3 separate regions of the Homo sapiens genome follow, and regions 1 and 3 are each linked to region 2. A link is an interaction called in ENCODE POLR2A ChIA-PET data of the cell type or tissue named here. Cell type or tissue: OCI-LY7. All regions are shown on one strand. Each heading gives the region's core, and the rest is flanking DNA. Links, peaks and the distances in the headings are about the cores only.

What was found. ChIA-PET counts read pairs that join two places held together with the same protein. Peaks named below come from ENCODE experiments on the same cell type or tissue, not always from the same donor. Only the 100,000 strongest peaks of a DNase experiment are listed, where the experiment ranks them.
Region 1: POLR2A ChIA-PET joins it to region 2 with 5 read pairs; 2 of 35 experiments call an interaction of 5 or more read pairs at or near these places.
Region 3: POLR2A ChIA-PET joins it to region 2 with 5 read pairs; 1 of 35 experiments calls an interaction of 5 or more read pairs at or near these places.

The regions. Positions count from the first base shown.
Region 1 is chr18:27,569,698-27,577,201 of GRCh38, reverse strand. The region is part of intron 2 of LOC107985126 (a long non-coding RNA gene); the gene reads left to right. Among named protein-coding and RNA genes, the nearest start is that of CDH2-AS1, 350 kb to the left of the region's middle. RefSeq lists an enhancer at 6,656-7,504. In OCI-LY7, for the core only: no CTCF peak of the experiment used is centred there; no DNase peak of the experiment used is centred there.
Region 2 is chr18:26,975,572-26,983,075 of GRCh38, reverse strand. All of the region lies in intron 4 of CHST9 (carbohydrate sulfotransferase 9), which reads left to right. The region is part of intron 1 of LOC124904275 (a long non-coding RNA gene); the gene reads right to left. Among named protein-coding and RNA genes, the nearest start is that of AQP4, 110 kb to the right of the region's middle. RefSeq lists enhancers at 3,898-3,947, 4,348-4,397. In OCI-LY7, for the core only: no CTCF peak of the experiment used is centred there; DNase peaks (open chromatin) are centred at 3,845, 4,165 and 5,065; H3K4me3 peaks cover 1,072 bases; H3K27ac peaks cover 2,499 bases.
Region 3 is chr18:26,445,360-26,452,863 of GRCh38, reverse strand. It overlaps LOC124904274 (a long non-coding RNA gene), which reads left to right. Exons shown (of 2, transcript XR_007066322.1): 1 at 1-216; 2 at 2,237-2,468. Among named protein-coding and RNA genes, the nearest start is that of LINC01543, 26 kb to the right of the region's middle. In OCI-LY7, for the core only: no CTCF peak of the experiment used is centred there; a DNase peak (open chromatin) is centred at 3,753; H3K4me3 peaks cover 610 bases.

The DNA.
Region 1 (7,504 bases), core at 1,691-6,690, 590 kb before region 2:
CATGCGGATGAATATTCTTACTAAAATAAAGGATAAATTAACTTATAAGGCCACCTAAATAGGGATGATGTTAATAAAAAAATTATTAGGAAATTACTATGGGAGATCAAGCCTTATTTTTTAATTTAATTTAATTTAATTTAATTATTTATATTTTTGAGATGGAGTTTCGCTCTCGTTGCCCAGGCTGCAGTGCAGTGGCGCGAGGCTCACCACAACCTCCACCTCCCAGGTTCAAGACATTCTTCTGCCTCAGCCTCCTGAGTAGCTGGGATTACAGGCATGTGCCACCATGCCTGGTGAATTTTTTATTTTTGGTACAGACGGGCTTTCTCCATGATGGTCAGGCTGGTCTCGAACTCCCGACCTCAGGTGATCCACCCGCTTCAGCCTCCCAAAGTGCTGGGATTACAGGCGTGAGCCACCATGCCTGGCTAATCAAGCCTTATTTTTAGGCACTTTACTATGTCTCTTATTGTATCCCAATCTATCTCTGGAAAAGTAGGTAGGAGTAAGAGGCAGACAAGATAGGACACATACAAGAATTTCCTCATGTGTTTTGCATAGAAACTTTCATTAAAGTTCTAGCATTAAATAAAAAAGTAAATAACACCCAGAGGATATTTAAAACACATATTAGGGTGCAAAATATGTGAGACTTGACTGATTGTGAGGCTTCCTTTACCATTTCATGTAGAAAACATAAATTCTTAACTTCGGCGGGGAGGCCGAACAACAATAAATATGTTGGCTCCCTTCAAGTCTGTTATTGATACCATTATTATCTCTTTATTTTCTCTTCCATATTTTTAAACCGATAGTAGCCCCTTTTAATTTTATTTTGTTTTATTTATTTATTTTTCTGAGATGGAGTCTTGCTCTGTCACCCAGGCTGGAGTGCAGTGGCATGATCTCCGCTCACTTCAACCTCTGCCTCCCGGCTTGAAGCAATTCTAGTGCCTCAAACTCCCAAGTAGCTGGGATTACAGGCACCCGCCACCACGCCCGACTAATTTTTGTATTTTTAGTAGTGGTGGGGTTTCTCCATGTTGGCCAGATTGGTCTTGCCTGGCCTGACCTCAAGTGATCCACCCGCCTCAGCCTCCAAAATGCTGGGATTAGAGGCATGAGGCACTACTCCTGGCCAATAGTAGTTTTTCAAATGACCAAATGAAACAGTTCCCACTAAATTTTAAGAGTCTTCTTTCAGTTCTATCAAGGAAAATATAATTCCAACAATTGTTTTGCCTAGAAAGATTACCTTTGTTTAGACTGAGCTCTATTTGTGATTCATACCCACGCAGCGTGACAATATAATAAAGGTGGGTGGAGAGAGACTAAGAAAATCAGAAAATGTCTTGGTTAATTTCTAATCAGACTATTAGTATGACATCATTATTCTATTTTACATGTAGATTCCCAGGGCATTAGTTGTGGTTAAATTCAAATGCAAGCGTAATGTCATATCATGTAAAATACAAATGATCTTTGAGCCTATAAAATAATAGACTATTACCACCATTTGTTAAAGTAGAAAATGAGGAGCTTTCAATCCCTGTACCTAGGACACATTATTGAATTTATATATCTGAGTCAAATACATTTGACTTTGAAATGTGTCAGCCACAGAAGGGTGTACATATAAAATTCAGGTCAAAATAAAATAAAAGCAAATCCTATCTTCTGATGTAAATTAAATTAGAAACTCTCAGAGCAATAGGATGAAAGAAAGATAATAAAGTTTTGGTAATGGAATTAACCATGAAAGAAACCTTCCCTTTCTGACCTCTTTTGAAACACTATCTGCTTTTGGCTTCTCTGACAACACTCCCTCTTAGGTGCATATTCTCAGTAAACTGTACTGGCTCATTCTTTTATTGGAATCTCCTCTGGGCTTTATCTCAGCCCTTTTTTCGTTTGGTTCTATCTCAGTGTCTGTACTAGTGGGATCCCTGAATCAGTGGCATCAACAAATCTGATACTGTCAAGGATGCACAGTTCAGGCCCCACCCCAGAATCTCAAAACTTATTTACTAGATCAGAAACTCTGGAGTGAAGCTCAGCAAATCCTCTAGATGATTCTGAACATACATCCAAGTTTTAGAACCTCTTCTCTCTCTTCTTATGAGGCTTTCTGGTCCTTGACTACTGGCTTCAGGTGCAATGTACATACTGCGGAAGATTGTATTTTCCAAAGATGGTCACATACATATCTACATATCTCCTGTCTCAAAAACCCTTTCAGAATCTTGCTAAGCCTCCATCAAGAGGTGGAATCTCGGCCGGTCGTGGTGGCTCACGCTTGTAATCCCAACATTTTGGGAGGCTTAAGTGGGCGAATCACCTGAGGTCAGGAGTTCGAGACCAATCTGGCCAACATGGTGAAATCCCATTTCTGGTAAAAATACAAAAATTAGCCAGGCATGTTGGAGGGCACCTGTAATCCCAACTACTCGGGAGGCTGAGGCAGGAGAGTCGCTTGAACCCAGGAGGTGGAGGCTGCAGTGAGCCGAGTCCGCCCCATTGCACTCCAGCCTGGGCGACAAGTGCAAAACTCCATCTTAAAAAAATAAATAAATAAAAGAAGTGGAATCTCATTACTCTGCTCTTGAATTTGGGCAGATTTGTGACTTGCTTATAACCAATAATGCGCAGTGTAATTGAGTTTGAGTAATTTCTGAGAATAAGTCATAAATGGAGAGTCTTCTGTTTGGCTTGTTAGAACATCTCGACTTGGGTTCTTGAACCACCAAGTAAGAAGTCTGACTTTCCTGAGTTTGCCATGACGTAAGGAAGCCAGCTGCACAGAGACACAACATGAAAGCTCTCTGCTCTAGTCGGCAGTCCTAGACTTTAGGCTCTTTCTGGTTAGGAACCAGACATGTGAGTGCAGGAGCCCTCAGCTGACTCCAGCCCCATTTGTGGAGCTGCCCTCCTGCCTTTGAGTTTTTCCAGCTGTGGCCTGAACATCACAGAACAGAGTCAAGCCATCCTTGCTGTGTTTTTTCTGTGTTCTTGACTCACAGACCCCTTGAGCACAATAAAATGATTCTTCCCTTCCCATAAAGTTTGAGGTGGTTTGTTACATATTGATAGTAACAGGAACATGCAGTAATGTCCAAATGTATATCTCTACTTCAAACTTCTATTTAAGGTCCAGAACTGTACATCCAATTGCCTACCTGACAGCTCCACTTGGAAGTTCACAGGCATCACAAACTCAAGAAGCAAATAAGAAAAAAAAAAAAAAGGAGAAGACAAGAACTGACGAGTTAGAAAATCTTAAAACACATGCACACACACATTCACACACACACACAAACCAACATAATTAATTAATAAATCAAAAGGCTTGTACTTTAGAGGAAAAAAAATCTACAAAATAGATAAATTTCTAGCAAATCAAACTTTCATAAAAGAAGAAAGCAAAATTCATAAAATGGGAAAGTTTAAATAACCACCAAAGAGAGGAAAAATTTAAAAGAGACTTCTTTGCATCACTTTATATAAATAAATTTGAAAATCGATATAAAATGTTTAACTTTCTGGAAAAATGCAATTAATAAAATTGACTGCAATAGAGATAGAAGTTCTCTTCTGACAAATTTTCATATAAGAGTTAAAGAAAGTTGTAAAAGAGCTCTTCCACAAAAAATACACTTGAAGACCAGATGGCTTCTTGCATTATGCTCCCAAACTTCACAGGGTTAGGTATTCTCAATCCTATTTCACCATTCCAGACCACTGCAAAAGTAAGAAACCTCCAAATTTGTTTTATGAAATAAATTTACATTGATATTAAAACTGACAAAGAATATACCAAATGTACTATAGTGCAATCTCACTTATGAGTATCAACACAAAAATGTCAATAAATTAGCAACAGAATCCCACATCCTTATAAAAACAACATATATCATGTCATGACCAACTGGACTTAATCATATTAATAACAGAAGAAAAGCATGCAATTATCTTCATAGAGCATTAAAAGATTGTTTGTGAAAGTTTGGCTGGGCGCTGTGGCTCATGCCTGTAATCCCAGCACTTTGGGAGGCTGAGGTGGGCAGATCACCTGAGGTCAGGAGTTCGAGACCAGCCTGGCCAACATGGTGAAACCCTGTCTCTACTAAAAATACAAAAAATTAGCCAGGTGTGGTGGCAAGTGCCTGTAATCCCAGCTACTCAGGAGGCTGAGGCATGAGAATTGCTTGAACCTGGGAGACAGGGGTTGCAGTGAGCTGAGCCAAGATTGCGCCATTGCACTCCAGCCTGGGGGACAGAGCAAGATTCTGTCTCCAAAAAAAAAAAAAAATTGTCAAAATTCAACTCTCATTCATGCTTCAAAAAATACACTTGAAAAAGAAATTGGCAGATGTCTCATTCATATTATGCATGTATACATATTGGTGTTACATAAATCATATCTACCCTGCTGAAAATTCTGTGGGGCTTCTCCTTGTTTTCAAATTAAAACCAGTATCTTTCACCTGGTGTTACGGACTGAACGTTTGTGTCACCCCAAAATTCTTATGTTGAAACCCTAACCCCAAGGAGATGATATAGGAGGCCTTTGGGAGATAATTAGGTCATGAGGGTGGAGCTCTCGTGAATGGAATTAGTGCCCTTACAGGTGAAGACAGGACAGTCTGCTTCCTCTCTCTGCTATCTGCCATGTAAGGATACAATGAGAAGATGGCCATCTGCAAACCAGGAAGTGGACCTCACCAGAAGCAAATCTGCTGACACCTGGATCTTAGACTTCGCTGCCTCCAGAAATATGAGAAATGGCCTGTGCGTCCATGAGTAATCTGGTGTTGACTACCTTTTCTAGTTTCATCTCTTATCTTCCTCCTGCTCATTTTCTGAACTCTAGCCACAATAGATGCATTTTTAGTTTCTTGAACCCACCGTATTCTCTTTAGTGTCAAGACCTTTGCTATTACCTTTCCTTGAATGTTCTCACCTCCATTCTTTTGATAAATTTGTATATATTCTTCAGATCTTAGAACCAGGAATTTCTCCCCTGACGCCTATGACTGTGTCAGACTCACACTTCCCCATTCCCAGTCATTACATGCCCTCCATGAAACACATAATTTCTTTCATAGGAGATTGAATGTTGGTACATAAGTTATTTGTTCACTGTTAGTTGTGTTCCCTGACAGCAAGCAGTGTATTTGGTTATTTCTCACCATTGTCTCAACACTTAGTGCAGTGCCTAACACATAGTAAGCATTCTGGTATATGTGTAAACTGAATGAATTGACGAATTTCTAGGGAAACTAAGACAGTCATGATGTAGTCCAAAGCATACTGGAAATGAGGAAATAACATTTGGGTTCCTTCTCCACTGTATCTTAGCTATGGATCTTATTTCTGATAATTTCATTTTACAGTAGAAGAATAATGTATTAGCAAACTTTAGAGCAACATACAAATGAAATCTGCTGTTCTCTTTAACAATTTCAAAGTGTTCTTGATATCTTAGCTTTATGGAACCAGGTGAAATGTATAGCTATTAATGACATTATGCAATGCAAAAGTTTACAGTATCCAGGCATTCTAGGATAAAGTAGTAAAAACACCATGGGCCCCTGTCTGAACCCAGGCTCTGCTGCTCAGTGACTTCGTGATCTTAGGACTTGAGGTCACACCTCTGAGCCTCGTGTGCTTCGTTCAGAAAGATGACAATACTACTTATGGAAAGAGTGGAGGCTCAACAGAGGTAAAAAGCAGTGAAAGTTATTTTCCTCTTTACACTTTAATACAGTTGTGTGTGTGTGTGTGTGGGTGTGTGTCTGTGTGATTGTCCAAGCCAGGAATTGTTCATTTTTCTAGGGCCCTAATTATGGATTTTTATTTTAGAGATAGGGTTTTGGTCTGTTGCACAAGCTAGAGTGCAATGGCATAATCATAGCTCCCTGCAGCCTCAAACTCCTGGGCTCAAGCAGTCCTCCTGCCTTGGCATCTCAGGTAGCTGGGACTATGGGCATGAGTCACCATGCCCAAGTTGTGGATTTTAAATATGAAGAAAGGAACAAATTGAAGATATAAGAGTTGTAGGGACCACTTCCAATGGTGTTTCTACTGTCCCTTTATCCTATTTTCTACCCCAAACAACAATTAATTACATTGGCTACACTGGCTTTAGCCCTCTGCTTATATAATTCTTCTCTTTTCTTTGTTTTTCTTCTGTTTTGTTTTTCTAACTAAATATCTTGCTAGAGCTTGCCTTTCTATCACTCCCATATTTTTTTCTCACCACTAGTGTCTGTTTACAATGGGGAAATTGTTTTGGTGCTTTTAAAAAAGTCATTTTGGAGCAGAAATGATTGGCAGCATTGACAGTCTATAACAAATCCACTACCACATTTGAGGTGGCTTTAACTGATGGGTTTTGTCTCTGTTTTTCAGTAGCAATATCAGATTGTAGGTCTCTTTAGAGAGAATCTCCTCACAAGAGTGTTCCAAACATTGCAGTTTCACTGGCAGCAATTTGTGAATTTATCTTTGGGGAAGAGTATACACAGATCTCAATGTGACATATCTAGTGACAACACATGACAATTTAATTGTAAGGAGAGTAATGGAAGTCTTATCAGATCCATAAGAGTCTTCGAGAACATGAACATAATTCTTTAACATAAACACTCATTGAAATACTCTCAAATTTGCTCACTGACATAGTCCGAAACTCAGTGATACTCTGAAATATGCTTGACTGATTTTTGGGCCTAGTATATTCTTTTTCTTTTCTTTTCCTTTTTATTCTCATTTCACTTTAATGATTATGCAAGACCCCAGTATAACAATTGACCCAGCAGATTTCACTCACATTAATGACCAGAGTATAACCCTTTAAACCTTTAAGACATATGCTTCAGATTTTAAGTTTTGAGAGGTTTTCTTCTACTTGTTTTATTCTGTCATTGAAGCTTTTGAGTTTACTTTGTATTTCATCTAGTGATTTTTTTTCAGTTTCAGAAGTATTGTCAGGTTCCTTTTAAAAATATCATTGCAGTGGGTAAATTGTTCCTGCAGACCCTTGTTTCCATCTTTTCCCTTTGTTCTTTTCCAAATGACTCTTGCACCTTGCCCATTGACTGTATAATCAGTATATTCAATTCTCTATCCAAAATATCTTCAGTTTCTTTTGGATTGGGATTGGTTGCTGGAGAATTACTGGGTTCCTTTGGAGGCGTCACATTTCTTTGCTTTTTCATGTTTCCTGTGTCCTTTTGTTGAGATCTGCACATCCTGTGTAAATCGCTTCTTCCAAGTGAGAGGTGAAGCCAGCTGGACTTCCTGGGTCAAGTGTGGACTTGGAGAACTTTTCCGTCTAGTTAAAGGATTATAAATGCACCAATCAGCGCTCTGTGTCTAGCTAAAGGTTTGTAAATGCACCAATCAGCACTCTGTAAAAACGCATCAATCAGCACTCTGTAAAACGGACCAATCAGCAGGACATGGGCGGGGCCAAATAAGGGAATAAAAGCTGGCC
Region 2 (7,504 bases), core at 1,643-6,642:
CTGTGATTCTTAGCCCGGCTAATATTTACACAGAGGTCAGATCCTCCCTCTCCTTACACAGATGGTCACACACTTAGAGGTCTATATTCAGTTCCTCAGTCCTTCTTCTTGTCACATCACTTTGTAATTGTCTATCTGCTTGTCAATATCTGCCACAAAACTGTGAGGAGCTTAAGGCAAGGGCCGTTGAATTCCCAGAGTGTGGCATATAATTTTTTGAGTATATGAATTTTATTCCATTTTATCGTTGAAGAACTATCACGTGGAAAAGAAATGACTTAATATTTGAATAAATGAATAAGTACTTGAAGGACCATCATGTGGAATCATGGAACAAGGTACAGTAAATGGAGACTTCAAGGAGGTTAGGAACACAGAGATACCTGTTGCATGAGATGTTGAAGAAAAGACTGGAAAACCTTTACTGTATAACCCCTCATCCCCATCCCTTCTAAACTGTGAGCTCCTTGAAGCCAGCAACAGTATCCCATTCACTGTGTGTCCCCCGTCCCCAGTAAGGTCTGGAACGGTGTCTGACACACAATGAATTTACTCTAAGTGAATGGCTGAATGAACCAAAAGGTTCCTTAGTGACATATGTTGAGTTTTGTTGCTACTGTTTTGTTTGCTTGACTGTTTTTGCTAGAGAAACAGCTCAGTTCTAGATCACCCAACTGGCAAAGTTTGAGTATTCTTAGGGGCACTTGCAAAGCAGAGGGCAAAAAAAAAAAAAAAAGGTAAAAGGAGTTTAGCTTTGATAAATTTATCCACAATTTTGTAATCAGAACTGTTTTAAGAAACTATTTTAACTACAACATACATATGTGTTTCATGTTTTATAGTTTCTTCCCTTCTTAATTACATGTGGATGAAGAGACGAGGAAGTAGAAAGTGGATCACTGTAATCTTTTCAGTGTTGAGGGACTCAGAATTCAGCCTCTGGGCAGAGACTACATCATGGGTCTTTTTTACTCTGCGGAGGATTTTGTACTTTATCTTAAAGGCAGCTGTAAGCCATTGAATGATGTTAAGGAGGGAAAATAACATAATAGATTTGCTTTTCTAAAGGTCATTCTGACTGCTGTGTGGAGGATTTACTGGGAAGTGGGAAGGGGAGGATGGGAGACTGGAATACAGAAGACTGGTTAGAAGAAATATTGCAGCTGATCGAGAGAGCTGATAAGAACTTCAACTAGGGCAATGACGGCATGGAGGAAAATGGACTGGATTCAAATTAGCAGTTGACTCAACCCACTAAATTTGCTGACAAAGATAGGGGACTTGTCAGAAATGATTACAGTTAGCTTTCAATTTAATAGTAATAATTAAATTGTCAGGCCTCCGCTTCTACTGGATGTGCAAGTTTATGTAATGGAAGTCTTTGTTAACTACAAAGCACTGTACACATGCAAAGTGGGATAATTACCCACAGAAATCATACCTCCAAATTCCATGTGCCAGAGGCAAGCCCTGAGGGTTGGAAAATGAGTTCGTGTTTATGGGCCATCAACAGCAGGATTGCACATGTATTCCTGAACAACGAACTTACTGTTCATTCTCAAGTGCTCATTACAATGGAAATTAGTAACACTTGAATGATAGATGCGGCTCTGTTCTGAATATGCCACTTAGCAAATACTTGCTGCAGCTAAGTGTCAAGAATTCACACATTGATGGATCCTAGACATGAGTGGCTACTTTTTGTGAATGGAATGAAGGTGGATACCTCACCCTGAAGAGTAAGCATCATGTCTACATGGGTTAGGAGCAAGATTTTTTTATAACTTGGTATTTAGGTGTGGAGGACTTTGTCTGGTTATGCATATTTATGCTTTTGGCCTTGTAAAAAGAAACCCTTGGCTCTTTCTTACCAATATCTTTTTAAGTCAAAAGCCTTTAACATGTAAAATTCAGCCTGTAACCAATTCTAATTTCCCAATCTACTTCTTAACTTGAGAAACTAGAAAAAATGCAATAATCCAACTCTGCTATTAGAGAATGTGAATATAAGAAAAAGGGAGCCTCCTGTGGCTCCATCAACATCACAGAACTCTCCTTACATATTTAATGATCATTTCTATATAGAGGATATTGATCAGCATGTTGAAGAAAAACTGAACAAGTGAAAAAAGCACATATATTCTTTAAGATCACTTCATTTTTACATATTCTTTCTGCACTGGGATTTAGGACATAGCATATTTAGGCTTCGTTTTGGCCGATGGGTTGCTAGGAAATAATCCCATAGCCTCTTTCATACCTCTTTGCTCATTTTCTGCCCTTGGTAAAATATTCATTATGAACTCTTATAAATTATAAAACCTTTTTTTTCCCCAAGAAAAGTGTGGACTTTTTTTAAACAGATTTAGCACTGATAGGACTGCTTGCCTTAGACAGCACTACCAGTAATTAAATCTGCATGCTGAAGTGGTAAACCCTAAGAATTTTTAGAGGAAGGAAACCTGACATATAAAATGGAGTAAAGGCAGGCTGATGGAGAAGGGAAAATTCAGTGTTGGGCAACTTCCTGACTCCAGTGTGTGAACTGTTGAATAATCGAACATTATAGCATGTACTGAACATTAATTCTGTCAAAGTTTCCAGAGTAAAGAATAAATCGGTAGTCTCCTCATCTCTCTCATCCTCCAATTTATGTTTGGTACATAATCATTGCCATTATTATCTTCATTCATGGGTCATTTTTTTTATATAGTTGGATTAAGCACTGGTTTCTTACAGTCAATAAGAATGTATTGTGAATCTGTTACACTTCTAGGCGCTAGGGATTGTAATAATTTATTACATTTGCCTCTTCCTTTAAAGGAGCTCATAGTCTTCTTTGGAAGAAAGACAAGTAAATATATAACCATAACAAAACATCCTAACTCTATAGTGAAGGGTTATATAGAAGCACAGAGGAGACACACCTAAGCTTAACAGGTAGAGTGGGTAGGGAAACAGAGGTGGCTTCCTGGAGGAAAGAGTATCCATCCTGTCTTAATGTAGTCTTGATGAACTCTGGGATATAGCTTGAAAGTGATGAAAGTAGATCCAAGTTCTTTAAAAGCAATTGGAAAATACATGTCAAAATTCATTAAAAAATATTGAGACCTAGAATTTCTCATTTATGAATCTTAAGTTTAAAAACAATCTGAAACACAGAAAAAATACGTTTAAAATGTTAATTGTAGTGTAGTAACAATATGGAAACCAGCAATTGAGGAATTTTTAAGGAAATTATAGTTTATCAACTCAATGGTCTAGAGGGCAGACACACATGATTTTTGCTAAGAATTTATCATAGGAATTGGTAGTCTATTCCACAAATATTTCTTGAGCAGTTTATGCCAAGCACTGATCTGATCTCTGTGTACAAAAAGACAAATAGACGTGGCTCCTACTTGAAGGAGCTCTTGGTAAAATGACAAATATAGACAATTAAATTAACTCTTAGAAGAAGAAGAGAGATGGATTCTAGTGGCAGAAACATGTCATTAGAATGCAGATGAGGCCTTGTAAATCAAATCAGCAAAACATGGGGAGCTACCAAAGGAAGATGAGGAAGAACATGAGTTTTGAATGATAAGAGGGCAGAAAAAAATGGAAATAAAGGAAATTTCTTATTTTACCTTATGTGGGAAACAAAAGCAGACTATAACATTGGATATGCAGTTTGTCCATAACTATATAAAACCAAATATAGTTTTTTTCCATATATGCATAGAAAAAAAGAAAGTGAAGAAATAAACTAATGTTAACAGTGATTGTCTTATGGGTGATGTTTTTCTCACTTCTCCTTTTTGGCCTCCCCCAAATATTCTATTATAAGCATTATTATTTGTAAAACGAAAGAAAGATGCAAGGGGTTGCCAGCAAGAAGATAAAAGGCACAAAGTGTTCACATTTTAGAAGAGAGCTATTTATGGTCAAACTCTCACAACAAAATAGGATGGGCATATTTCCAAAAGGCAATAGCACAGGGTAACATGCTCAAGGATAAAAGACCCTTCTGTGCCCCGACATACCTGCCACAATCTTTAAAAAAAATAAAATAAAATAAAATAAATAAAAAAAACGGAAACAACAAAAACCACAAAAACCACAGATAGGCCTTGTCACATGAGTCACCTAGAAAATTCTTATTGGCTAAGGTCTTGACTCTCCCTTGGGTTCGTCCCTTTGTAGGGAACCCACTCTGTTCAGCTCTGAGCCAGGCATCAAGTCTGCCATTTACTCAGTGCATTAGTGCCTTGAATTTGCATAACACTTTGAAATTTATGAGGCATTTTCATAATGTTTACTTTCATTTTATTTTCTCCACAGCCCTGTGAGGTAGGAAGGACCGATATTATTTTTTCTCATTTTACAGTTGAAGAAACTAAGACTTAGATGAAGTTTCTTCCCTCTGGTTACGAGGCTGGTAAGTGTTAGAAGCAACACTGGAAGTCAGATGTTTTTCTGAACATGTGTTTATCCCTCTGCATCACAAAACTCACATGATAGACACTTCTGTCTTCGCTAACAAAAACAGACGAGTGTTTGTGAGAACAGAGAGGTGTCTTATTTTTCATCTAAGTGGGTTCAGGTGGCTAGGAAAGTTCTAGCACACGAGAGATGCTCTATACATTTGTGAGGGGTGGCAATAAATGAAAAGATTATTAATACTTAATAAACTTAATAAATGAAAGGATTTAAAAATAAATATACAAGTCCTAAATAAAGTATCTAAATAGATATTGTCATTGTCCTTAGCAATCTACTCTGAAGAGCAGCACACACACACACACACATACACACACTCACACACACACATCAGAAAAAGAGAAAAGAAACGGGTTAGTTGGGAAGAGTAAAAAGAAAAATTTTGAGACAAAGAGATTTCTAATTAAATAAAATAGAACAATTTGTTATGAATTTCTGTTTTATTGCAAAAAAAAATCTATTTTCCACTTTGAACAAAATTTTACATTGGGAGAAAAAAAAAAACCACAGGAAAAGAGCAGATGTCTTTGAGAATCATCAAAGCATGTCTTATTTCTTACACATGCACATGCCTGCTCTCTTTCTGCCTGCATCTACAAAGGGGACTCATTTAGCATTCACTGATGAACATAAGAGTATTTCTATACTCCTGCTGAGCCTGTGAATTTTTTTTTTTAAGTTATTAAGGTGGTGCACGCATCATGCCCTAGTGACTTTGGCTATATATGCCCTTTGAAAATCTCTAATGACATGTTGGACACCCTGCATATAAATGTCACCACTTGGAATGAGAGTCAGACTTTTGCTCATGGGAATGTTCTCTGCCTGGCCTCAGTGTAATATCCCTGACCTAATGAAAGCAAATGGTTCTCAGTAACTCCCTCCTAAGTGTAATAATGCATATTCTTTTTCGGATGCTTATAATATGGTGTTGGTAAATAGCTTAGCAATGCACATAGGAACAATTCTACTAATGGATAGGGAAAGAAAATTAAATTGCTATCTGTATAGCCCTAGACCTTTTAGATTATTTTCAAAACTCATCACTGCAGCAATGATTTCTCCCATAGTATTTTAACTAGCATGGCAGCCTTGGCTTTCTACATGTATGAAAGGTATCTTTAAATCCATATTACTTTTTTTCTTTTCATTTTTTTTTTTTTTTTTTACAAGTGACCTTTGGAAATGATTTCCAATAACTGCAGCCAACTTTAAGCTCAAGGCTTGGTAGTGAAAGGTCACTCTACATTTAGACTAAATGTGGATAGATGTATACTCCCTGCAGCAGGCTATTGCTTTAGGACTTGCTATTGTATTTGACCCAATCTTCTTTCTAACCCAAGCATTTAGACAGCTTCCATCTGGGTTTTGTTTAAACTTTTTTTTTTAAGCATCGGTACAAATTAAAAGGCTTTATATATTGGCAAGTAACTTTTTTTCTTTAGAGATGCACATTTTTCTTAGAAATCTAAGACCATAGAAAAGAGTAGGCATGCTGAACTTCTCATAAGAATGACTCCATGAATTTTGCATGAAGGATGCTCCCATTCCATAAAAGGGCCTGGCAAAGTACATGAGACTGCTCAGATCCCTTATCTCTCACTCATGTTTTTCCTGCAAATAACATCTTTCTTTATAAAAGAGGAAGAAACAAAATGAAAAAACCTTGGACTAGGCAGCTATACATAAGCACTGCATAAGACTGCCTGAAGAAGAATGCAAGGAGATGGATTTTTTTCCTTCTACTAAACTCTGAGGACCTTCAGATCACAATTGTCACTGTGATAGCCTTCTCAGGAGCAAAGCAGCCCCCTGTCCCCAGCTTCCTTTCCTCACTGTGGCCTGATGGCTTCCTGTATTCATGTGACTTTGTCACATCATGCAGTCTTTACAAATGAGTCTCAGGAATGCTTTCCTTCCCATCCACGGTAGAGAAGGACTTGAAAAGCATTCAAGAGACTTAGTCTCTCTCCATGTCTGAGTGGGCTTCAAAAATGCTGAAGATCAGAGTCAAAGAAGGGAATGTCTCCCTCACTTCTTCCCTCCTGGATCCCTGTCTGGCCCAGCTAGAAAGCAAAATCGCTTCCTAATGCTGGGCAGGCAGGGACTGGAAAGGACTCTGGACTGAGTGTCCGGAGACCTGACTTCATTCAGCTTCTGTCAATTACCAGTTATGTGGCCTGGGGCTAAATCACTTGTCTGCTAGGCTTGATCTTTTATCTGAACAGAATTAGTTAAAAGAATTAATTCTGTAAATTCAGTGAAACAATATCCAGCTTTGGCCACAACTCCTTTTTCTAAATGACTGTCTTCATATCAGATTCCTCAGGGAGAGAGTCAGATTACTGCAAGTGTGTCTGATTCTGATTTCAAAGAAGGTTCTGGAATGATTCCATTTGTCCTAAGAATGCACCAGAATAAAATTATTTCTTATATTCAGGCAGCGTTTTTAAAATTCTAAGTAGCTTTTGCTTATCCCACTTATTTAGTCCTCCTGTTGAGCGTAGATTTGGAGTACATTGTTGGAGCCCCTCTAATGTGCTTTGCTGCTAACAGGCTGGCACTCCCACCCATGAGAAGATTGCTCGGGCTCACTGGGTCCTCCTTGTTCTCCTGGTTCCTCCCTGTGGTGGGGGACACCTCCTGCTGACTGGCCAATAACAGAAGTATGTGGGAATACAAAAGGCCAACTCCTTTGCCCCAAGGTGAATAAATTCTGAGATGTAATTTATGCTCTGCAGTGCCCCTCCCTCAAAAATCAGGTTGAACTATAGCAAAAATGTAGAATCAACCCAAGTGTCCATCAATGAATAAGATAAAGAAAATGTTATATATATATATATATATATATATATATATATATATATACACACACACACACACATATATACACATATATATACACACACATATATACATATATTTATATATATATATATATATACACACATACATTGGAATACTGTTCAGCCATTAAAAAGAATAAGATCATGTCCTTTGAAGCAATGTGGATGAAACTGAA
Region 3 (7,504 bases), core at 1,691-6,690, 530 kb after region 2:
CACCTAGAGGATCTGATCAAGGATTATGCATTGCATTTATTAATAATACCCCCCACACCTTCCTTTTTTTTTTGGAGGCGGAGGGGTCTTTCCATGACATCGACTTATTGGAAGAGTCTAGGTCAACTGTTTTGTAGATTGTTGCACAATTTGGATTTGTCTGATTTGTCCCTCACTGGTAGAGTCAGGTTTTTTGGTTTCAAGAATACTACATAGGTGATATCATGTCCTCAGTGAATTATATCACAAGACTCAGTTTGACCCATATTAGTAATGGCAGTTTTGGCCTCTTGGTTAAAGTAACATTCACCAAATTATCCAGTGTAAAGGTAGCTTTTTCTTTTTGTAATTAATGATTACCTGTGGGATGACACTATGAGACTATAAATATCCTGTTTCTCAACACACTCTCACCAGATGGTTTTAACATCCATTGGTAATCCTTTCCTGAATCAATCATTACCTTGGTAGCTATAAAAGTTTGCTTTTTAAAAAGCCACTGTTGGCCGTGCACGGTGGCTCACGCCTGTAATCCCAGCACTTTGGGAGGCCGAGGTGGGTGGATCATGAGGTCAAGAGATCGAGACCATCCTGACCAACAGGGTGAAACCCTGTCTCTACTAAAAATACACAAATTAGCTGGGCGTGGTGGCACGTGCCTGTAGTCCCAGCTACTTGAGAGGCTGAGGTAGGAGAATCATTTGAACCCAGGAGGTGGAGGTTGCAGTGAGCCAAGATCGCACTGCTGCACTCCGGCCCAGGCGACAGAGCAAGACTATCTCAAAGCCACTGTTGCCTGAATCTTTGATAGTTGAAATAATCTTTTTTTTTTTCTTTAGCAAAATATATTTCTTTAGTCTAGGGCAGACAAGCTACACTATTTGACCTGCTCTTTTCTAAGAAGTATTTTAGAAAACTAGAATAAGGCAAGCCACTTATAAATTGGTTCCAAATATTAGATGAGGAGTTTCTCCATAATAATAATAGTCATCCATTTAGTGTTTGCTGTGTGCCAGACCCATACTGAGCACTTTACCTGTTAACTCATTCAATCCTTATGACCACACTGGAGGTTGTATTATCCATCTCTATTTCTTGGTTAAAGTAACTAAGAACCTAAGACATCAAATAAAGGATATGATAAAGGCTAATGTTTGATTAAGTTTTATAAAGAGGACCCAAAACAACTATTTAAGAAAAAGTAAGTTTTTATGTTGCAATAGGAGGAAGGAGTAGATTATTAGTTAATAGCATTTTCTCCTTATAACGGAAATGCACTCCTATAGTTAAGTATTTTGACCATCTTCTTCAGTATGTTGGGCACTTGGCTTTGCTGATACTAGGGCGACCATGACATGGTTTCCGCTGTGGGTTTCCGGGGAGTGAGAGGAGCGGGGCTCTCTGCACATCTAGAGGTGAATTAAGGTATGTGCATACCTAACTACTGTCCAAGGCACAATGGAATATGTGTCATTTCATATTTACAAACCAAGGATTCTAGAAATGCCCAATCATATGGGATCATATCTAGTCTGGGAAATTAGAAAAACCATCCTTTGGGGAGGTGGCGCTTGCAAGATGGGTAGGCTTTGCAAGGAAGGAGTATTTGGGGGTGGGGCAGAGGCTCTGAGCTGGAGAAGCACAAGGCAGGGTCAGCACATGGTGTGGGACGAGGGAAGCATGGGCTAGAAAAGGAAGGTGGAATTGGATTTTGGGAGTGTGAGAGGGGAGCTGATCTTGACTGCCAGACAAGGATTTGGACTTTATTTAGGAACCATTGGAGAATCACAGAAGGTGGGCAGATACTCATTTAGGGAGTCTGCAGGCTTGACTGTCCGGGAACAGTCTGTTGGTGGGAGGGGCAGTTAAGTGGCTGTTTTCCCCATTCATCCATTCATGATGAATGAAGCAGGCTAAGAGCTGATGACATAAAGTTGTATGAGAAAATAAGACATCACCTTAGTGTTAGCGCAGCAAACTCAGATGTCTCCAAGGGCTGGGCAAGTTACATGAATCAGTAAGAGATGGCCAAACTGGAGCATTTGAAGGAGCAGCCCCTACTCAACCCCAGCAGGTTGCAGCTATAGGAGAACGGCGTCCTTCTACTTAAACATCTCATTTTTCTAGAAAACCTGGGAATCCAGACTTTTGTGTGAAATCTCTAGATGTGTAAATATTGGAGCTAACTCATTTTTTTTTCAAATGTACAGCCCAAACAAGACATCTGCAGACATAGGTGATATCATGTCCTCAGTGAATTATATCACAAGACTCAGTTTGACCCATATTAGTAATGGCAGTTTTGGCCTCTTGGTTAAAGTAACATTCACCAAATTATCCAGTGTAAAGGTAGCTTTTTCTTTTTGTAATTAATGATTACCTGTGGGATGACACTATGAGACTATAAATATCCTGTTTATATTTTGCAACTCTGAGAGTTATGAAATAAAAGAATTTTAGACACTCTAGAAAAATTCCATTTGGGTGGGATTGCATGTGAGATCACAAAAACTAAGTTGATCGAGGACATACTTTATAAAAAATGAAAATTTGATGCAAATTTTTAGTTTGATTTGATAATATCTTCTGATAACAAAGAACAACACTTATTCACATACACATACACCAGGTCTGAATAATACTTTGAACTCAACTCTTTCTCCTTTTCCAACCCATGCAAAAAATGAGCTTGCTGTCATTGGCAGCTGCAGTGTGCTCCATTGTAAGACACTAGACAAAAATGTCATTGCAGTAACTATTAGTAGGAATCTACTGGTAGGAATTACTAATAACATTTGTGACCGACTAATATTCATATATAGGACTAAAACCCTGAGAATATGCATTGTGTCTGACTTTGTCACTGTCGGGCAGCTCTTTTCCATAAAAGTTGATCATAGGTTCTATCAGTGATTTCCAAACTTGCCTGTTCTTAAGACACACAAAAGGCATGTTTTTAAGTTATAATTCCAGCCCACCACCACCCCGCCACCCCATCTCCCCATAGATTTCTGAATTCCACTTTTTTTTTGAGATGGAATCTCACTCTGTCACCCAGGCTGGAGTGCAGTGGCGCGATCTCAGCTCACTACAACCTCCGCCTCCTGGGTTCAAGTGATTCTCCTGCCTCAGCCTCCTGAGTAGCTGGGATTACAAGCGCCCGCCACCATGCCCAGCTAATTTTTTTGTATTTTTAGACGGGTTTTTGCCATGTTGGCCAGGCTGGTCTCGAACTTCTGCCCTCATATGATGTGCCCACCACGGCCTCCCAAAGTGCTGGGATTACAGGCGTGAGCCAGCATGCCCAGTCTGAATTCCACTTTGTAAGTGAAGAGGCTGGGACTCCATATTTTAATAATGCCCAATACAGTGACTCTTCAGACAAGTATTAAAAACACTGGGTAACGTCATTGTGCTCCCTAGCGTAGCCTAAGAACAGTAAATAAGGATCTTCTGAGTGTGCTTTTGTGATGTGCCTTTTTATGATTTCACTGATGTAAACAATAGTTGGCATCTGCTATTCTTTTGAAGTTCAGACTGAGTACTTCCAAATGGAGTTAATGGAGGAGGTAGGGGATGTGTGTTGGGGGCGTTGCAGGGAGTACTTAAGTGACATTTAATCCAAGGGCCTTCATCCTTTCCTAATTAGGCAGAAAACTGCCCAATCCTGTGGAAATAGCCCACCAGCTACAGAATTCTTATACCTCCTCTTAAAAAGCTGTCAGAGTCTTAAGTGAACAGAAACCAGCACAGGAAGTAATTACCATAGCATCTACCACCTGTAACAATAGCCTACTGTAGGTGTATAGGTCCGTCTTTTCCCTTGTATTTTAATCTAGGTGAGTTTCTTTGAAACTTAATGATTTCAAAACTTCCGCATTTGAAGGGGAATGTAAATCGATGACCCTAACCACTGACCACAAAGCTCCCTTGCATGCGCTAAAACATTCGCGTCAGAGAGCTCAATCTGACTGCATTTCATGGGACTCCAGGTTCATTCTCTCTCCGTCTCTCCTTTTCCCCTCATTCCCAGTGTGAATCACACAGTGCTGCACTGCTCCTCCCAATCTGTTTATCAGATTGTGCTTGTCAGAAAAGGGAACAGATAGTACAAGTATTAAATTATGCTGTTGATCGGGACTGAAAAAGCCACAGAAACATGTATTGTGCGTTCCATTCAAACTTTGGAACTTGACTCGGAAAGCCTGTCCCAAAAGCTGAAGATCAAATCCTTGTCACAGAGGATCACACTCGTTGGAAAAGAAGCAAGATCAGTTGGTTAAATCCAGTTTGAGGAGGCCTTACAGGATCATCTAAAGGTCTGCAACTTGAGCAATCTGACGCAGCTGGGTTTTTAAGTTAATCAGCAGTAATGGGAAACTGGCTTGGGAAGGGGCAATGGTGGGAGGCAGATGGCTTATGTGCCCCTAAAATTTAAATGTTCATCCATTATTGCTCTTTATTTGAAATTTTTTAAAATTATTTAAGATGTTGTTCTTCTATAAGTCATATTCTTAAATGTTTGGTCTCTTAAATACATAAATACTAGAAAATTTGAAATTCTAAGTAGAATGCATATTCATGAAAATAATTCAGCTATAGCTCTTAGTTTAAGCATGGTAGATGTGTTTATAAAACAGAATTTTGACCTGTATAATCTTTTCCCTACTGCCATTACAATATCAAAATCAGTTATTTTCCTCTAGGTAGGAAAGGAATGGTAGAAAAACTACACACACACCCCAAATTCTTCTTTCCAATAGCTTCCTGCCTCTGTCCAGTCTGCAATAACACCCCTCCTCCACCATCCACTCCCCACTTTTCTTCCAAAGTTAGTCAAGTGATGGATGGAGATGACTTCTGCACAATCACTAGGAGCCTTCATGTAGATATTAAAAGCATACAAAGGGAATGACTTGCCTGGACACTGACAGGGCTGCAGGCCTGCATTGAGGTGGCCTTTCACAGGGCCCATGGAAGAGCCACAGACAATGCAAGGCCACCAGGCCACTTACTTCTCAAATTCTCACCCCAGGTGTGAATGTCTTTTTCTTGCATGTCACTGCTTTTCTCAGTCTCCTCTACTCTCCCTGCGAGATCTCAACCATCGATGGCTTTCCTGTCACCTGTGCTGCAGGCAGACGTCTCCCAGAGCTCGGGTGGGGTAGCCAGCCCTGAGGATACAAGATGAATAAGGCATGACCTTGCCATTTGACTTTTAGTCAGGCAGGAGGGTAAGCCATGTAAACCCATTGATTCAATATATTTTGTCATAAGCAATGATAGATGTAGGATCTGCCAAGCATTCCCATTGGACTATCAAGAACCGAGCTTATTTTGGCCCCTGGGCCTTTCCTTTCTCCTTTTAGATTTCCTATCTCAGTTCAGGATGCTCCTTTCTGTTCACATCAGGGAGCCATTTCTGCAATCCCCACACTTACATGGTCACCAAGTTCTACAGAACGTATCATCTAAATATTTCTTAAATTGGTCTTTTCCTTTCCACCCCTATCTCCACTTACCAATGTCATATTATCAATTCCTCCTATATGGACCATTTCCAAAGGATCTTAATTGGTTTTTCTCTTGAGAATTGAGATTGTCACCCCTTAAAATCCATCCTCCACATTGCAGCCTGGTTACTCCCCTGTTAAAAGCCTGACGGTGTTTCCTTGTTGTTTTTAGAATCATCTTCTCTCCTTAGTGTGGCATCCAAGCCCCCTTAATCTAACTCTACTTACCCCTCAGCCTCACCTGGGGCTACCCCTGGCCTCCTACAAAATACTTTTAGTGTCATATTCGGGTTTTTTTGTTTGCTGTTTTTTGTTTTGTCTTGTTTGTTTGTTTTGGAGACAGGGTCTCACTCTGTTGCCCAAACTGGAGTGCAGCAGTAGCACAATCATGGTTCCCTGCAGCCTTGACCTCCCAGGTTCAAGTGATCCTCCCACCTCAGCCTCTGAGTAGCTAGGACTTTAGGCACCCGCCACCACGCTTGGCTAATTTTGTGTATGTGTGTGTGTGTGTGTGTGTGTGTGTGTGTAGAAATGGGGTCTCATTGCCAGGTGTGGTGGCTCATGCCTGTAATCCCAGCACTTTGGGAGGCCAAGGCGGGTGGATCACAAGGTCAAGAGATCAAGACCACCCTGGCTAATATGGTGAAACCCCATCTCTACTAAAAATACAAAAATTAGCCGGGCGTGGTGACGCGTGCCTGTAATCTCAGCTACTCAGGAGGCTGAGGCAGGAGAATCGCTTGAACCCAGGAGGCGGAGGTTGCAGTGAGCCAGGATTACACCACTGCACTCCAGCCTGGCAACAGAACAAGACTCCGTCTCAAAAAAAAAAAAAAAAAAAGAAAAGAAAAGAAAGAAATGAGGTCTCACTATGTTGCCCAGGCTGGTCTCAAACTCCTGGATTTAAGCGCTCCTCCTGCCTCAGCCTCCCAAAATGATGAAATTACAGGCATGAGCCACCATGCCCTGTATGTCATATTGTTCCGAGTCTCCCTGCTTGGTAATACATTTATCTTGTTATTTGTTTAATCACTTGCCACTCATCCTTCAAGACCCTCTTTACCCATCACCACTTTTTCATGTGCTCCTCAGATGGGTGACCCATCTCTATGGTCCTAAAGCACCCGATTTATACTTTTATTATCATACTTACAACTTAATATTGAAATATCTACATGTATATGTTTACTAATCTAATGGCCATCCTTAAGATCTTCAGTGGAAGAAATCTGACTTATTTATGTCCTAGCACCTAGTAAGTGCTAACTAAATGATTGTCGATGACAGATGAAATGCACAACTGAAGTCTATTATTTGTAGAACTAGGCAGAGTATGGGTTTCATGTTCCTTACTCCAACTCTTAGAGAACTTATTTCTATTCATAAGCACTCAATTAAATAAGAATTAATGTAAAGTATAATAACTGACATACAATAGAGAATCAATTACTAGTAATATTAAATCCCTCAAGCACTTTGGTTCTTTTGATGTTTACTTTGGATTTTGACTAATCTAAAGTCATTCAAGTGTTCCACATTTGGCCAATATGAAGTAACAGATTACTCTCCCTCCTGAAACAACTCACAAACTGGACAGCATATATGAAACAATGATTTTCAACACATTGAATATGAGGCAGCAGAGGACAGTGATCCCTGAGAGGTGGAAAGCAAACAAGGTGAGCCCTATGATTGCCCTGGCTAACTGCCTTGAGGAAGTTTCCAGGCCATGTTGCAGGGAGGGGTAACCCATTCAGAGGCTAATGCTTTGCCTGAGTTGAAGAGATGGAGACGGTGGTACAGGGAAGCCAAGGCAGCTAGAATTCATAGGGCAGAGCAATGGACAGGGGAGAGATACGTGCAAAAAAGAGAAGACTGAAGAACAGAAGAGACTATTCAGCTGAGTACTGATCAGTGCATGTGTTGGAAGAAATCACTCAAGCCTAGGGGAAAAGCTACATAGAAGAATAAGAGAAAGCAATCCCCATAGC